2 separate regions of the Homo sapiens genome follow, and region 2 is linked to region 1. Evidence: chromatin loops called from intact Hi-C (ENCODE). Cell type or tissue: Caco-2. All regions are shown on one strand. Links, peaks and the distances in the headings refer to the core of each region. The heading gives the core; the rest is flanking DNA. Region 1 overlaps LOC124902473 (a long non-coding RNA gene). Region 2 overlaps LDB3 (LIM domain binding 3).

The links. A loop is a pair of places that touch in the nucleus more often than their neighbours do. Peaks named below come from ENCODE experiments on the same cell type or tissue, not always from the same donor. Only the 100,000 strongest peaks of a DNase experiment are listed, where the experiment ranks them.
Region 2: it touches region 1 in a loop (2.9-fold over the local background); 11 of 110 quality-filtered maps call a loop at or near these places.

Annotation. Positions count from the first base shown.
Region 1 is chr10:86,397,217-86,402,583 of GRCh38, forward strand. LOC124902473 (a long non-coding RNA gene) reads right to left here. Exons shown (of 2, transcript XR_007062221.1): 2 at 4,765-5,367. Among named protein-coding and RNA genes, the nearest start is that of GRID1, 33 kb to the left of the region's middle. RefSeq lists enhancers at 2,558-3,551, 2,615-2,664, 2,656-2,950, 2,755-2,804, 3,552-4,545 and 1 more and silencers at 2,955-3,184, 3,195-3,244, 3,935-3,984, 4,055-4,104, 4,225-4,284. In Caco-2, for the core only: a CTCF peak has its summit at 2,749 (motif pointing right); DNase peaks (open chromatin) are centred at 2,825, 3,245 and 4,095; H3K4me3 peaks cover 1,876 bases.
Region 2 is chr10:86,685,764-86,691,130 of GRCh38, forward strand. The region is part of intron 5 of LDB3 (LIM domain binding 3); the gene reads left to right. Among named protein-coding and RNA genes, the nearest start is that of LDB3, 20 kb to the left of the region's middle. RefSeq lists enhancers at 1-3,806, 1,393-1,930. In Caco-2, for the core only: a CTCF peak has its summit at 2,732 (motif pointing right); a DNase peak (open chromatin) is centred at 2,741.

The sequences.
Region 1 (5,367 bases), core at 101-5,100:
TGGACAACAACCATGACACCTGCACAGCATCAGCATGCGCTGGGGGAAAGCCGAGGGAAGCAACAGGTTACCTGGGCACCTGAGGGCCCTGTTCATCCACAGTGCAGGGGCCGGGTGAGAACCAGCAGTTTGTCTCACTCCAGATCTTACCAGATCTGCGGTAAGATCTGAAGGTCTGTGAATTCTCTCACTGATCTGCGAGGGCTCCCTTCCGGACTGCACCCCACAATGGACAGCAACTGCTGGAAATTGAATCAAAATTAAGCAGGGGCCAGGCATGGTGGCTCATGCCTGTAATCCCAGCAATTTGGGAGGCCAAGGGGGGAGGATTGCTTGAGGCCAGGATTTTGAGACCACTCTTGGCCACATAGTGAGACCCAGTCTCTTTAAACTCGCCCGCAGAGTTCTTTTTTCTTTTTTTTAACAGGATGAGAAAAATAGGAGCTTCAACTCATCTCCAACCAGGGTGAGGCAGGTGAGCAAAGAAAGGTCCTGGCTTGCAGCAAAGAATTTCAGAGCATACTAAACAGTTAAGGGATGCAGAAAATGAGATTTTAATGCAATAATTTTTTAAACAAAATTCAATGCCAAAAAATCCAGGATGAACAAAATATCAACCTTTTAAATAAAGATAGGATATTAATAGTCTTGTACTGAACCATACTGGAGCCTGAGGCCAAAGGAATAATCAGTGATGCTGATCCTGTCTTTATTATAGTGAAACAGTAACACGGTCCATAGCCCTTCTTGAGGATCTACTAAAGCACCAGTCGCAGAGACCAAAATAACTAGAGAAACATCACATTAATGATTGGTGATGATTAACAAATGTATAGTTATTTGTGGAGTGAAGACTAAATGAGGGTTTAAAAAGAGAGATTATGCTATCTAATGGCTTTACCATCTGAGAATGTAGAGTACAAACAAAAATAGGGGGTAGGCTGGGTACAGTGGCTCACGCCTGTAATCCCAGCACTTTGGGAGGCCAAGGAGGGCAGAACACCTGAGTTCAGGGGTTTGAGACCAGCCTAGCCAACATGGTGAAACCCTGTCTCTACTAAAAATACAAAAATTAGCCAGGCATGGTGGCATGTGCCTGTAATCCCAGCTACTCGGGAGACTGAGGCAGGAGAATCGCTTGAACCCAGGAGGCAGAGGTTGCAGTGAGCCAAGATTGTGCCACTGCACTCCAGCCTGGGCAACAGAGCAAGACTCTGTCTCAAAAAAAAAAAAAAAAAAATGGGGGGGATAAAAATAACATATGCAGAAAGAAAAAGTTTTAGGTGTTTTCAGAAATTATAGCTAGTTATGGTATTGATATTGTTATTCTGAACCTGTAAGTATATAAATTGAAATAAAACAAATGACTAATTGGATTCTAATTCAGTTATTCCTGGTGTCCTTAAGAACCAGGATTCCCAGTGTGGAAGAAAAGAAATACAGGTGTAATCAAGAAGTCCTCCACTTAACGTAGTTACATCAGTATAAATTCCCAGTGTATTTTATCATATATGTAATTTACAGCTCCTCCATTGAAAAGACCTAGAAACAAAGATCAACCAAGAAGTGAAGAGGATTCCTAGCACCCCAAACTGGTAAGATGTCTTGTCATTCCAGATAACAAGGAAGTGTTCAAAGGCTACTAGGGTCACATCTAAAGGACCCAAGGATTAACCTGAAGGGCTCCAGCTGCCCAAAGAGGGGACAATTTGTATGTTACTACTGACAGTAACTGCAACGTATTGAAATCCATCTAGCACATTTAAATCCTTGGCATCGTGATGGTATATTTTTTTAACTCTTCATTTTGGGAGGATGACAGGGTAGCAATTCGTCATCTTGAAAACGGATAAATAAATGCAAAGAAACAAGCATTTACCCGCCTTTCCTCTGTGAACGGTTCCACTGGGTAACCAAATAGCAGATGAGGAGAAGAGTCTCTTTATAAAATCAACCCAGATGATAAATGAAAAATAAATTATATAATTAGTATATCACCATTTTCATCCCCCAGTGAATTAATGAATGTAAGCATTGGACATCGTCTCTCCTCAGATCTCAAAAAATAGAGACAACCAGACATTATGTGCCTCCTGACAAAACAGCACTCCACCACCTGGAGTCTCACCAAAAATCTTGAACCTGAGTCTGATCAAGCCTTTGGATCCAGCTGTCAATTTGCAGGAAATGCAGAAAACAGGGAGATGTGTTGAACTGCACCAGGAGAATGCAATCAGTGAAATCCAGACTAGAAATCTCTTCAGATTCTTCCAAGGATACATTGCAAGGAAAAGAAAGTGATGGAGAAAGAAACTACAAATTAAAGAGACTTAAAATATATTAACAAAATGAGCAAGTCTAATTTATAGCCTCTAGAGAGGCGAACTTGGGTGACAACAATTTTTTAAAAACTCGGGTAAGTAATTACTATGAAAGGCAGGAGAGTGGCTACTTTGGGAAGGAGGGAGTCGAGTGAAATCGGGAAGGAGCACGGGTAAGGTATTCTGGGGGAAAGTACTGTTTCTTGGCTTGGGTAGTGGTTACAAAGGTGTTCATTTGATAATAATTCACAAATCTTCACATTTGTGTGGCTTTCTGTGTATTGGCGATTGAATTCAAACTCAGAACTGCTAAGGCCAGCGCCCAAGGCAGCCGACCGCAGAGGCGGGTGGGCAGAGTGGATGAAAAGCAGGCGCTCGGGCCTCCAGGCCTGGCGGGGACAGGAATGTGTTCCGGGCCCCTTGCAGGAGACGCACTGCAGGGGGCGCTGCGGGCACACTGAGACCTCGGAGAGGATCACAGCTCCTGGACCTAGCCCGCGACGCGCCCAGAAGCCTCTATCGCATTCAACTCAGAGCACGACCGCTCGGGAGGAGCGGGCCCATCCAGCCCAGGGGAGGGACCAGGCCGACTTCCGCGCAATGAGCCCTAGGCGGCCGCGCAGCGGTGCAGTGGGCGCGGAGCTGGCAATCAGCGACGACCCGCGGCTGCGGCCCTGCGGGAGCTGCACCATGCGGTCCGGGGCGAGTCGGCTGACACGCGCGCTCACGGCGAGTGGAGCCGGGAATCCAGACCCCAGACGCACGGCCGAGGACCGGCAGAACCCGCTGGATTGGCAGCTCAGGAGCGGGAGGGCGGAGGCGGCGGGCGGGGCCGCTGGAGGCCTGCAATCCCAGCGCATCCCGGGGAAGACCGCCCGCCGGTGTCCGTGTGGCCCCGCGCTCCTGGGGTGGGGCCCGCCTCGTCACCCCGCCCCGTCTGTCTCCTGGTCTCGGCTCGCCGCCGCCTCCGATGAACCTTCTCGGCCTTCCGCCGAGCTCGCCTGAGCGCGCTCCTAACCTGGCTCTGGGCTCCGCCGCTGGTCGCACGGGGATTGTGTCGGCCTCGCCCCCTCCCGCTCCTCCCACACCCTCACCTTCCAGGCGGGGAGGAAGGGCTGCAGCCCCACGGCCGCCGGAACGCCCTCCCGACCCAGGGAGAATCAAGGCCAGGGCTCTCCACCGCCCCTTCCATATCCGGGTCCCCGAGGCGGGCTAGGGTCTGTGGTTTGGGGACAGAAGAGGTCGCGATTGGAGCTGGTGGGCTCCCCTAGGGGAGAGCAGGGAGTTGGAGACGCAGCTCGGCCGAGCTTTCCTTCGCCCACCCACTTTTCGGGTTGGAAGACTGAGGCAGCGGGCATGACTGGGGCCCCGCAGTGCCGGCGCCTCTGGAGGCAGAGAGAGCGCCTGGAAGGCGGCGCCGACGCCGCGGTGCGTCACTCGCCCACCTACTTACCAAAGCAGGTGACACTCGCAAACCCTGGCCCCGCGCCGCCCGCCCCAGGGTGCGGGGGAGAATAAAAAGGGCAGAAGACAGGAGTGGGGCCTAAGGGCGCGCGTGTCCCCCCGACCCCTAGCCTCCTCTCCAGGTGAGCGGCGCGCCCCACCCGGGCCTCCGAGGCCACCGCTGGGTAAAGGGAGCGAAGCCGAGGGGGGCGCCCGTGCTGGCTGGGGTCCGAGACCCGGTTTCCTCCGTGACCCAGCAAGTGTCGAGACGCGCCCAGGGACAGGAGCTGGACTTGGAGTCCACTAGGGGCAATCTCCCGCCCTTCCCGCTGCTCCGTGCCAGGCCCGAGCTTGTCTCGAGCCAGAAGGGCCAGCCTCGGAGGAGGTTACAGCGTCCGGGCGGCCGGACGGGAGCTGACAGCACACCCGTGGCCCTGAGCGGCGACGCGCCCTAGAAAGCCCGTGGGCCCGACCCCGCGGGGGGCCCTCCCCACCCCGCCCGGACGTCCTCCTCACGCCGATCCTTTCCCTCTTTCTTCCCCTTGGACCTCTGTCCTCAACTTTCTTCTGTCCCTTTCCTCGAAGGACACCTCTCCCAGGACTGGGGCCGCGCTCCAGGGCTCCCCCTCCCCCGCCACCCGCGCAGCCCGGCATATGCCTCGACCCAGCACCCGGGCCTCAGAGGAGCTGGGGTGAGGCCTGGGACGTGACAGACTAGGTCCCTGCCCTCTGGGGCTTCCATTCCGTGGGGGAGCAGCAGAAACTGGCGCGTCTACCTTTGCCAGTAGCTAGGAGTGCCATGAGAACAAGGGAAGGGGTGGGAGGGCGTCGCCTACGGAGACGAAGGAAGGCCTCCCGCGCTCATCCGCCTCCGCCTTCGGAGCACTGTGCTTGGTGTCATAACTTTTTACTGAAAAAAAAATTTCAAAGAGAAAATATTCTAAAATAAACAGCAATAAATCAGATGAAGGGGGTCAGCAATACATAAAACGTGGTACAATTTATGGTAGAAAGAGGTAAAATTTTATTTCTATTATCCAATGCCAAAGGACACCCCAAATGGTTCTGAGGATACCTTGGGCAGGTGCCAGATTTGGGGAGGCGAGGGGGAGGGAATCAATGGGACTCCAGTTCAATGACTTCGGTTCTTTACTTAAAAAAAAAAAAGTACTTGATGCGTTGTTGGTGAAACTGAATATATACAAATATATAGATATCTGGTAAGGAGAGCTGAAGACACAAGGAAAAGGCGTTGTCCTGGAGGGGATCCCTGAGAAATGGGGGCGCCTGCCCTGCCCAGAACCCTTTTAAGGAAAGCATATGGGCAAAGCTTCCACAGACTGGGAGGAACAGCAATCAGCAGAGAGCTCAGGTGCTGGCAGGGGCTTCTAAAGAAAGGAGGGAGGGCGGTGGCAGGAGGAGGCGTTCGGTGCAGCAGGAACAGCCTAGGCAGAGGGCACGGGCGGTGGGAATGGCAGCACCATGGCAGGAAATCCGAGGACTAGTCACCACCGCTGAGATGTGTTCTGATGTCCCTGAGTCTCCATCCCTAAGAGACCTGAGAAAGTCGTCCTTCCGTGCAGCCTGGGAGGACTTCATAGAG
Region 2 (5,367 bases), core at 199-5,198, 290 kb after region 1:
GTCTGGCGTGGATAGAGTGTGCCTGCTGGCATGTGTACATGTATGTGCATATGTATGAGTGGGGTACACTTGTACCCCTGGGTGAGCCTGCATGTGTGAAGCTGGAGTAGAAGCATTTGGGGGTGGGAGTGGGGGCTCCATCCGATGGTTCTAATTTCATTCCCAATTTCCTGCTGCAGCAGCTGCTTAAGATGTGCCTGGGGTTGGTGACGGTGGCGGGCGCAGGGGGAGGGGGACACAGGCTGTGCTGCTGCTGGGCCTGTGTGAGCCTGAAGACCTTTCTGTCCTGGCGACCCCTCAGAAGGGCTGCACTGGATCTTGTCTGCCCGGGGAGCGCACCTATCCATTGGAGGGAAGAGCCTCCTGTGGGTAGAGGATGGCCAGCTACTCAGCAAACTGGACTTGAGGGGGCCTGGGCAGCTGGAGCCCTGCTCTGAGGAAGAAGCACATTCCCTGAAGCGTCTGGAAGATCAGAGCCCTGGGCCACCAAGGGGGTGGCCTGCAGGAAGAGCCCCTTCACGGAGAAACCTTGCTCAGAATCCCTGCGGGTGCCAGTGGAGCCGCTTTTCACCTTTGGGGCATTCTGGACTCAGCTTGGGCTGCTGCTCCCGACCCCTACCCCCAGCCCCATGCCTGCGCTTCCCCTGCTGTGTGTAGTGGGAGATCTCTCTGTGCCTGGCAGCCCCTGCAGACCCTGGGAGGGAGCTCAGGCTGAGCCAGGCACTGCAGGGGAGCTGGGAAAGCCAAGATGGGCAAGGAAACCCTTCTATGGCCAGGAGTGGTGGCTCATGCCTGTAATCCCAACACTGTGAGATGCCAAGGCAGAAGGATCAGCTTGAGGTCAGGAGTTCAAGACCAACCTGGGCAACATCGTGAGACTCTGTCTTTACAGAAAAAAAAAAAATAGTGGCATATGCCTGTGGTCCTAGCTACCTCAGGAGGCTGAGGTGAGAGGATCACTTGAGCCCAAGAGGTTGAGACTGGAGTGAGTGGAGATCACACCACTGCACTCCACCATGGGCGACAAAGCGAGACCCTGTATCAAAAAAAAAAAAAAAGAAAGAAAAAAGAAAACCTTCTGCTGCACTGGGCTTTGGGGGAGGGTGCCAAGGATTTTCTTGAATACACCCAGACCACCCACCATCTGGAGACTTGTGTAGCCTATGGGGGTTCAGGGCCTCGGCTCTGGGAGATCTCTCTCGACACCCACCGCGCCCAGCCCTTGCCTTGGCCACCCATGTAACCGCCACCTGTTGCCCTTTTCTCCTCCCTCTCCCTGCCCGTACTCCCGCACCCCTCCCCCAGCGCCGACTACCAGGAACGCTTCAACCCCAGTGCCCTGAAGGACTCGGCCCTGTCCACCCACAAGCCCATCGAGGTGAAGGGGCTGGGCGGCAAGGCCACCATCATCCATGCGCAGTACAACACGCCCATCAGCATGTATTCCCAGGATGCCATCATGGATGCCATCGCTGGGCAGGCCCAAGCCCAAGGCAGTGACTTCAGTGGGTAAGCGCCTCCCTCCTCCACCGCCACTCAGTGCCTCCAGAGCCCGAGGGGTATGGGCCATTGGGCACCATCGGGACCAGCTTTCTTCCCTCACGTTGGACCTCCTGGAGGCATGGCCCTTGGAGGGGAGCCAGCCTTCACCAGGGCCTTCTGGAACGTGGGTATCCTCTCTTCAGACCCTCTCCATGGTCAGCTTTAGGAGAAGGGTGGAGAAATGCAGAAAATGGTGGCTCCTCAAAGTGCTTTTCACAGCCTCTGCATTTTCCCAGGCTCTATGAGGAGGCTGGAAGAAGAGACTTCTACAGTCCTCTTAACAAGGGGACCATTCTGGAGGCCCCCAGGCCTCTCACAGCGAAGCTGTCCTTTAAGGAGGGGGAAGTTACCAGGTTCTTCCAGCAATGAGAATTGATTCAAATACACTGGCTGGGTTTCTGGTTTGGGAAGGGGTCTGCGACCAACCATCCACACTACTGCTGGCAATCAGTCCCACAGATGGGAGCAATCCCCTTCTTTTTGCCCTAGGAAGCCCGGCCTCAAGGCAGTGGCATTTAAGACATCCTTGGTTCCTGGAATTCACCCATTAGCTATGGCTGGGGAATTTGAGGGTTGGTAAAGAAAGAGTTGGCTGAAAATCATTTGTGGATGAAAAATGCTAGCAATGCAAACATTCATGCAGACAGACCTCTCTCTGCGTGTCTCTGTGTCTCCCTCTCTCTGTATGTCTCTTTCTGTCTTCCTCCTTGTTGCTTTTTCTCTGTCTCTCCCTCCCCCGACCCTCGTGTGTGTGTGTGTGTGTGTGTGTGTGTGTGTGTATGTGTCTGTCTATCTGTTGTTTCTTTTTTACACACATACACATAATTCCTCACTGTTTTCTACTTGGGAATACCACTGTGTTGGCTGATTATCAGTCTCGGCAACATCTTATCCCTGGGTCAGGATCCCCTAGCAATTCAAGGCAAAAAGTCTTGAAATGACAGTGATGCTTTTTTCCAAAGCCAGAAAAACCGATGTAATAAGAGGGATGGAGGGATTAAAAAGTCCCAGAGAACCCAGTTGCACTTGGCCTTTCCAGACCCCAGCCCTTGTGGCCATGATATGCATGCAGGTTATAAAGGGCAGGCTCCCCAGCCCCAAGGGTGGAACAGTGTGGGCTCTCTGGGCTCTGCTGGAACTGAGGAGCCTGGGGCCCTTTTGGAGATGCAGTACTTCCTCTAGGCCACCAGGGAGCAGAGGTCGCCTGTCCTGGAGTTTCAAGTCAAACTCCCAAGGCTCAGGGCTGCTGCTCTTCGCCTAATTCTGGGCAAGGTTGATTGAATTCCATCATTCAAAGCAGAAAATATGACCATGCAAGTTTACAAACACAAGCATTAGCTCATGCGTACCCAGAAAAACAAGGCTGCCTAAGCCCAAGAGCTAACAGGGATTTCCTGTTAACATTTCTTTGTCACGTGTGTCCTTGGTGTGCTCTTAAAAGTAGTAGCAATGGCCAAAGGGAAGTTCAATGGAGAATAATGAAAGAAATGCTCTTCACTAACTTTCTGTTTTCTGCACGTTGGGAAGACTGCTATCATTTGGTCTCACCACTAGGGCACCCATCAGTTTTGGAATTGATGCACTGTTGATTAATCGAGACTTCACGAAGGACGTTTCCCATCTCCCTCCTGTCCCCTCCCATCCCCTCCCTATTCCTCCCCTGGTATGCCTGGAAAGGGTCCTCTTCTCCTCTTCCTTTTAACGCAGCCACGCTGAGCTGACCATGCTGTGGTGCCAGTGAGTAACCCTCTTGGCCATAACGTGCTCCCATTTCTGCTGTTAATTTCCGTGGTTCCTTCCTCAATGACCGTGTTTTTTCTCTTTTTCTTCCTCCTTCACCCACCCCATTCCCATAACTCGTTTCTGACCCTAACCCGGCTCTCTTGTGTGCGCTGCCCCTCTGCTATCCCATGATGGACGCGCACTCACGGCTGGGTTTTCCTCTGCTTGGCAGGGCGTCACCGCTGGCGTAAGTAGACCCTGCAGTGTCTGTCCAGTCATCCGTCTGTCTGGTTGTGGGATGGTGTGTGTGGGTTTGGTGGGATGTGTCTGAGGACCAGTGGTCAGCCCACGTGCTCTGTCCACGCTCCTCCTCACACCCACCTGTCAGCCAAACGACATCCCTTGCAGCCTTTACAGGCAAGTACTTGTCTCTTGGGGTTTGTCCAAATAATGTCACTGTGGTCACAGAAATCACAGAGTAGTGACACTCATGCTGCAGGCCCAGGCTGGGGGTGCATACCTGTGTTCTTCTTGCCGTGCTTTGGGGTAGCTCCCCCCGCCTTTCCTATCTGCACTGGAACAGTGTAGACCCAGACATTAGAATGCACACTGGGCCATTATTCAGGGCTAGAAGGTGACAAGGTAACCTCTTGGAGGCCACTCCCCAGAATCCTCATGGGAAGTGTATCTGCAGGAGCCAGTGCCTGCCATGACCACCCATGGGAGGGGAAAGATGAATCAGACTGGGGGCTGCACACAGTGAAGCAAATGCAGCGGTGACCTGATGTTGCGGTGACTGTGGAGTGTTTTCTGTGGCAAGAAGAACAAGCTGAAAGTGGGTCCAGAGAGTGGACTCAGGCCAAGGGCCAAGGACTGCAGGACCTGTTCCATCTTCCCTGCATATATTCTCCCTGAGCCTTGGTGTCATGAAAGGCACAGCAGTTTCCTTATCTGACTCCCAGTCTTGGTCACAGCAGCAACAAGAGTCCCTGGTCTTTGCACGGGGTTGTGGGAAATGAAGCCAGAAATGCTTTCTTGAACCCTTGGAGCCAAGAAAGGCACAGGGGAGCTCCTCCTGGGCACATTCCAGGGAAACAGCAGCAAACACCTTCCACCTGCTCTCTGGATTGCAAAGCTCTGTAGAGAGGCTCAAGGGCCTTGCATCCACACCTTCCCTCACCCACTGCACAGTTCACACTCCCTCCTTCCCTCCCCTCCCAGTGGGTCAGGAGCCAGGACCAGGGAGACCTGGTTGTGCCTTCCTGTTGCCCATCTCACCCAGACCTTAGGAACGCCTGGGACTCCTCCCTATGCCAGAAATGGCCTGTCCCAGCAACAGCAAGATCCCACCCTCTCCTTTGCTCCCTGGGCAGCTGCAGGCTCCTCCCTGGCCGGACCCTAGAAGCCTCTGCTGGTCTTTCCCAACCGATCCCAACCACAGGCTGCCAGTACCTATAGCTCTCTGGGCCAGGGCAGGGCCTTCAGCGAAGCCAGGGCAGCTCCACCCAACCTCGATCACCTTTCCCCACCTCTGCTCTTGTAGCCCACCCTGAGCCAGACACAGGGACCAGTCCTGGGACACAAGGTCAGTTCCCTGTCACACTCCTTGCAGGGAGGGTATAAGACATGGACAATGGGGAGTTTCCTCTCCCAGCCAGCCAGCCCTCTGGGGAAAAGGGAGAGGCAGGCAGAAGAGTACTGGACAGGGCATCTTTCCAGGCATAGGTCCAGGGCCTCCCACTGGGCAGAAGTAGCCTTCCTGAGCCCTATGACTGCAGGGAGCCTAATGGAAAGGACACAGGGCTAGCAGCCAGGAAACCTAGGTTCTCACCCAATGGGGCCCTTATCTGCTGTAACCTGGAGCTAGTTGGCTGGCCTCTCTGGACCTCAGCTTCAGCATCTGTACGAGGAGAGGGCTGGGCCAGCAGTCTGTTACTGTTGTGGGCTTCACCTGAGCCCTCCCAGGCCTCTGAGAAGGTGGGCTGGGCGGCTTGGTCCTCTGGTCCCCCGGCCAGGGTGAGTGGGCTGTAAGGCTTTTGACCATGGCCTGCACTGCAGTCTGATTCAGGCTGGGAGGCACTGGACCCGAGGGGCTCTAGGGTC